Regions from separate parts of the Homo sapiens genome. Here region 1 is linked to region 2. Evidence: read pairs that join two places in POLR2A ChIA-PET (ENCODE). Cell type or tissue: Caco-2. All regions are shown on one strand. Links, peaks and the distances in the headings refer to the core of each region. The heading gives the core; the rest is flanking DNA. Region 1 overlaps TCF20 (transcription factor 20). Region 2 holds the start of WBP2NL (WBP2 N-terminal like).

Evidence for each region. Peaks named below come from ENCODE experiments on the same cell type or tissue, not always from the same donor. Only the 100,000 strongest peaks of a DNase experiment are listed, where the experiment ranks them.
Region 1: POLR2A ChIA-PET joins it to region 2 with 15 read pairs; 4 of 35 experiments call an interaction of 5 or more read pairs at or near these places.

What each region holds. Positions count from the first base shown.
Region 1 is chr22:42,179,475-42,182,383 of GRCh38, reverse strand. TCF20 (transcription factor 20) reads left to right here. Exons shown (of 6, transcript NM_001378418.1): 3 at 2,682-2,775. Among named protein-coding and RNA genes, the nearest start is that of CYP2D6, 50 kb to the right of the region's middle. In Caco-2, for the core only: no CTCF peak of the experiment used is centred there; no DNase peak of the experiment used is centred there.
Region 2 is chr22:41,996,964-41,999,872 of GRCh38, reverse strand. It overlaps SEPTIN3 (septin 3), which reads right to left. Exons shown (of 12, transcript NM_001363845.2): 12 at 1,652-2,909. The coding sequence ends at 2,906. It overlaps WBP2NL (WBP2 N-terminal like), which reads right to left and starts at 1,085. Exons shown (of 6, transcript NM_152613.3): 1 at 993-1,085. The coding sequence starts at 1,054. RefSeq lists enhancers at 504-1,018, 1,019-1,535 and a silencer at 1,133-1,192. In Caco-2, for the core only: no CTCF peak of the experiment used is centred there; a DNase peak (open chromatin) is centred at 1,162; H3K4me3 peaks cover 1,521 bases.

The DNA of each region.
Region 1 (2,909 bases), core at 121-2,620, 180 kb before region 2:
TTGGGTCACATTTACTTAGCACTTTTGACCCAGCCACTGTTTTAAGCCTGAATTAATTCATTTAACCCTTATGACATTTCTATGAGGTGAGTGCTATTATTAGTCCCACGTCTGTAGGTTGAGGAACAGAGGTTAGGAGTTTGGCCAAGAAGGCAGAGCTAGAAAGTGGAGCCACTTACCAGGCAGTTATTTAGGTTCCAGAGCATGCATACTTAACCCTTCTACAGCAGCACCCAAGTTTCCTGTAACAAGGCTAGAGGTGGCCTGGTCCTGGGTTTGGGTGATTTAGTGCTTGACAGTGTCATGGTAGGCCCAGGTCTCTCCATCTTGCCACTCTTCTGTCCTCAGCAGGCTGGCTTTGTCTTCAGGGCTGTCCCCTCATGGTGATACTGTGGCTGCCACAGATCCCACTGTCTAATCCTCACAGAGGCTGCGCAAGAAAAATTACCTGTTCCTCCCTCTTGTCTCTTTTTGAGAGGGTGAAACTTTCATGCTTGTAATCTTAGCACTTTTGGAGGCTGAGATGGGAGAATTGCTTGAGCCCAGGAGTTCAAGGACAGCCTGGGCAACATAGTGAGACCCTGTCTCTACAAAAACATTTTTTGAAAAAGCTGGATGTGGTAGCACACACCCTGTAGTCTCAGCTACTCGGGAGGCTGAGGTCAGGAGAATCACCTGAGCCTGGGAGGTAGAGACTGCAGTGAGCCATGATTGTGCCACTGCACTCCATCCTGGGTGACAGAGCAAGACATCGTCTCAAAATATATTAAAAAAAAAAAAAAAAAGGTTGGGGGGAGTGCAAAATGTTTTCAGAAGCCCTTTTTCCTGCAGACTTTCCTACCAGAAATGCTTGACCATACCCATTCCTAAATGGCCACCACTCACTGTGATTCATCCCCCAGGGTAGGGAGGGCCATATCTTCGGGCCTCTTGAGTAAGAAAGTGGCAGCAGGAGGCCAGATGCGATGAGGTCAGGAGTTTGAGACCAGCTTGGCCAATATGCAAAACCCCATCTCTACTAAAAATACAAAAATTAGCCTGGCGTGGTGGCATACGCCTGTAATCCCAGCTACTCAGGAGGCTGAGGCAGGAGAATGGCTTGAAACTGGGAGGCAGAGGTTGCAGTGAGCCAAGATTGCGCTACTGCACTCCAGCCTGGGCGACAAAGCAAGACTCCATCTCAAAAAAAGAAAGTGGCAGCAGACATGGCTGCAGGTTGGCCACCGATGGACTACCCACACTCCCTTCTCTGAAGTTGATAGTCCTTTTGATTCTGAGATGCTCTGTGGCACTGACAAAGGTCGACAGAGTCTAGGGCTACTAGAAATGCTGTGAACTTGTCCTTGGTTTACTCCAGACCAAATGATCTTTTCTCTCTTAACAAGGGTGCGAGGGCACATGATAAACATTTACTGATTATGGGCACCCAGAAGGACCTTGATCTTCTGAGAGCAGGGCAAAGCTTTTGAAGGACTAATCTCTTCCAGCCCTTGTTCCTACCTCTTTTGTCTCTGGAGGATGCCAGAGATGATCATCCAGAATCTCAGCTCTGACCTGGAACAAGTTATTTTCCCTTTGGTGTCTCAAGAGTTTCACGTGAAGCATTAGGAGTGCCTGCCAGGTGGAATAGTGCAGAGGGCTGGATGAGATCATTCAGTCTGAGCGTGGCGAGCGCTTGGGCTTTGCTGTTGCTGGCGTTAGTGTAGTTTTCCATCAGTATCTGTGTCGGGGGCCTGAGCCAGCTCAGTGTAATTGCTTAGGGAACACTTTTATTTTTCATAGAAGCAGGAACAAGTTTCTGTCTCTTCCAGCTAGTCTTGCTGGTTGTGTGCCTCTGCTATCTGAAGAGCCAGCATCCTTAGTAGGGTCACATGTGGTTGAGTTTTATGAATGTGTTTGTTGCTGATAGGACACATTTCTTACCTGACAGGATGAGCACTCACAGCAGCCACATCACAGGGCTGACAGAGATGTGCCCCACTTTAAGAAAACCTGACCATATAAGGAGGAGTGTCTCAATTACAAAATAATGTCTCACTTAGCCAGAAATTCATGGCAGGTTTTCTGGTGCATTTAAAATAAGATTCATGTATAAAAATACCATTTGCACACAGGAGCCCATATTTTCTGAAAAGGGAAATGTATTGGGCATTTGGGGTAAGTAGATCAAAAATAAAAATAAAATCTTCTTACAAATACAAGAACTAGAAACCAAATTCCACTTCTAATTCTAAAAGGTTTATATATAACTCTACTACCTTACCCTCTCTTACCCCAGATTTTCACAGCAGAAGTAAACAGGGAAGATCTGCAGGCCGCTCACGATAGCAGCAAGGAAATGCCTGGCATAGTGTGTGGGTGGGTGGATGGCGGGGGTACCAGAGGCAGGGCTGGGGACCCCACTCTGGCATGTCCTTTATGACATGGATTGCTCATCTCACCCTGCTGTATTGTTGATTTGAGAACATTTGTGAGGCTTGGTCTAAAACATTATTGCTGGATCCCTTCCCATGGTGTGGTCAGTGAATGGCATTTAGAAATTGACCAGCTCATCCTGCCACCACGGACTCCTCTAACCACAGAGACACGTGCTGAGGTCTAACAGATGGGGACCAGGGAAGGCCTGGAGGAGAGGGCCAAATCTGGGATACTGACATGCCTGACTTTTCCCTTCCTTTCAGAAATGTTCCCACTGCCAGGAGGCAGGCGCCACCTTGGGCTGCTACAACAAAGGCTGCTCCTTCCGATACCATTACCCGTGTGCCATTGATGCAGGTAAGAGGAGACCACAGACCCTTGTCCAGAGCATCCAAAGGATTAGGACATACAGTTTGATTCTCTCTGTTGTCGTTGTTTTTTTTCTTTTCTTTTCTTTTTTTTTTTTTTTTTTTTTGTCACTTCATAAAAAA
Region 2 (2,909 bases), core at 139-2,638:
AGCAGGCACCGCAAGGAGCAAAGCAACTGGTGTAAGCCCCACAGCTTCCTGCGACCAACAGTGCTTTGTTGTGCCCAGGCATCTGTTCAGTCCCATCTTTTATTTTAAGACAGGATCTGGCTCTGTTACCCAGGCTGGAGTGCAGTGGTACAATCTGAGCTCACTGCAGCCCAAACTCCTGGGTTCAAGCAATCCTCTTACCATCGCCTCCCAAGCAGCTGGGATTATGGGTGCACACCACCATGGCCCACTAATTTTCTACTTTTTGTAGAGATGGGGTCTCACTATGTTGCCCAGTCTTGTCTCAAACTCCTGGGCCACCTCAGCTTCCCAAACTGTTGGGATAAGAGGCATGAGCCACTGCACCTGGCCTCAATTTTTTCAATTTTGTTTTTAAAAGCAGACATCTCCCTGGTTGGAGCAAGGAGGAAACATGGCTTTAGAAAGTTTCCAGGTCCAAGGAGAAGCCCCACAACAGTTTGAGATCTTTCCAGAATGATCCACACTCGACCTCCTCATCCCTCTTACCAAAGAGCGACACCTTGTTCGTGGAAGTAGGAGGAGATACACACCCAGTACCTGTCCTCATCCAACAAAGTCGCAGGCACCCAAGGGCAGCCACGCTGCCACCGAAGGCCCCCGGCTGCTCACAACCGCCGGTCAGCTCCGGCCTCTCTTCGAAGGACACACGCGTCTCGCACCCCCTCCCCGCCCCGCCCTGAGGAGACATGCGTCTGGGCCCCGCGCCTTGAAAAGGCGCATTCCCACCCCCACCCCTCAAACGCGCGAGGCCACGCGTTCCGGCCTCCGCCACCTCCACATGCCGGAACACCAGTGAGGGGCGCGCGCTCCCAAAGGTCGGGGGCGGAGCTAAGAGCGCCGCGCCCAAAAAAGGCGGCAAAGTCCCTGACTCGCTGAGAGTTTGCGAGCCGCCATGTCTATCTCATTCGTCTCCTCTCCTCCGACAGCACGCCGTGCTTCCCCTCAGGCACCTTTCACCGTTAGGGATGAGGGCTCCGCGGCGGTTCTCGGTGTGGCTCTGATTCACCGCCATCTTGCTTCGGGCCTCCTGCCGCCCCGTAGATGGAAAGGGGCGGGACCTGCGCCGAGCTGTGGGGCGCGGTTCTGAAGGGGAGGGCGGAGATTATGACGTAAGGAGGAGGAGGAGGAGGAGCGAGACCGGGTCACGTGGTGGGGCAGTGCCCGGGGAGCGGGGCGGAGTCAGGGTAGAGGCCCCCGCCGAGAAAGGGGAGAAAGAGGCGGGCCCTGAGAATTGGCTCGAGCGCGAAGGGGTGAGTGATAGGTGAGTGGCCTCCCGACCTCACCTGCCCCCTTAGCCCCCTGCCTTTAGGTATGGACTTGGGTTGGTCCTGTCAGGAATGATCTCAGCTCACTGCACCTCCAACCTCCCATGCTCAAGCCATCTTCCCACCTCAACCTCCCATCCATTACTCACTTTGGTTATGAAACACTAGAAAATAATGACTGAGGCCCGACCTGACGCCAACTGAAGATGAACTGACCTCACAAAGTGTTTTCATCTCTAATATCTGTGGCTATTTCTTACCAAGAGAGTCTCACCCTCCACACATGGGTGAGATGACATAATGGCTGATTTGGTCAAGGAGCACAAATAAGACAGGCCAGGCAGTTACTGTTCAAACAGCAATGTTTAGTTGTACAACACATAAAGTCTAGCAACAATTACAGGACCAGTTTGAGTGTCTGTTTGCTTGTTTTCAATTGGGAAATTTAACTGTAATGTCACCGTAAGATTGGCTGGGACTGGTAACATTTAAGAAACGGGTTGTTCTTGCATCCCCTAGGCGTGGGCCTCTTGCTCCATCAGGACTTGGTTGTAGATGAATGGCCCACAAGTCACCAGCCTTTGAGCAAGTTGTGTCCAGGTGGAGACAGGAAGAGGGTGGGCAAAGGGGAATTCTATAAAGACACAGTGTGTGGGGCAGTGGCAGTCAACATTCGCAAACATTCATGCATCTGATGGGGGGCTTTGCCCTCCCTTGGGTATTTTCCATTAGCCTACAGTGACCACCTGTGGTCAGGCTAATTCATTACTCACATTAATGGGGAAGGGGGTTGGGGGTAGGAGTAGGTAGGGTAGGTGGGAAGAGATCCCTCTTATTGCTGAGTGGACAGAAGGGTGCTAGTTTTTCCTTAGCGTGTACATATTGTGGGTTTCTGGGGGTTTGTGTGTGTGTTTAGTTTTTGTTTGTTTGTTTGGACAGAAGAAAGTCAACTCCAGCAATGTCTTCTTAGGAAAACCACTCTTCCTCAGTGGCTGCGTTATGAGGTGGGGAGGATGTACAACCGCACTCTGGGACAGCCACAAGTGGTGATTTTTTAAAAAGTGATCCTAGCCCTTGCTCCCCAACATCTGTAGTGACCCACCCTCATGAATATCTTTAAGTAATGAAGGAGACACCCTTGTCCCACTTTGGGGCTCACACAGCTGATCTCAATGAATCTAGTAAGCAGAAAAATTGCTTTCTTGACCCTTTAAGGAAGCCAAGAGTAGCTCATGCAGATGAATGGGTAGGGAGCAATGCCATTGCCCTTAGAGATGGTTACAAGTAGCTGGGATGGGCTTACAAGGGCAGAAGGAGCTCTTGATGAGTTCTTTCACCCTGCAGATGGGCTAGGACCGGCTGACGCAGATGATGCAGTAGGGCTGTACTGGCAGAACCCCACTCCACTGGGAGGAGAGGAGTGGTTTGGATAAATGGAGGATGCAACTGGCCTAAAGAGGCAGCTGGCCCCTCCCACCTACTGAGGGCTGAGAGGGGCTGTGGTGGTGAGCTGGACGAGCACAGCACTAAAAAGGGCTTGGCCCTGCAGCAATAACAGCTGAGAGGAATGGAGTGAGAAGCAGCGCTTGAAATGGCCTTCAT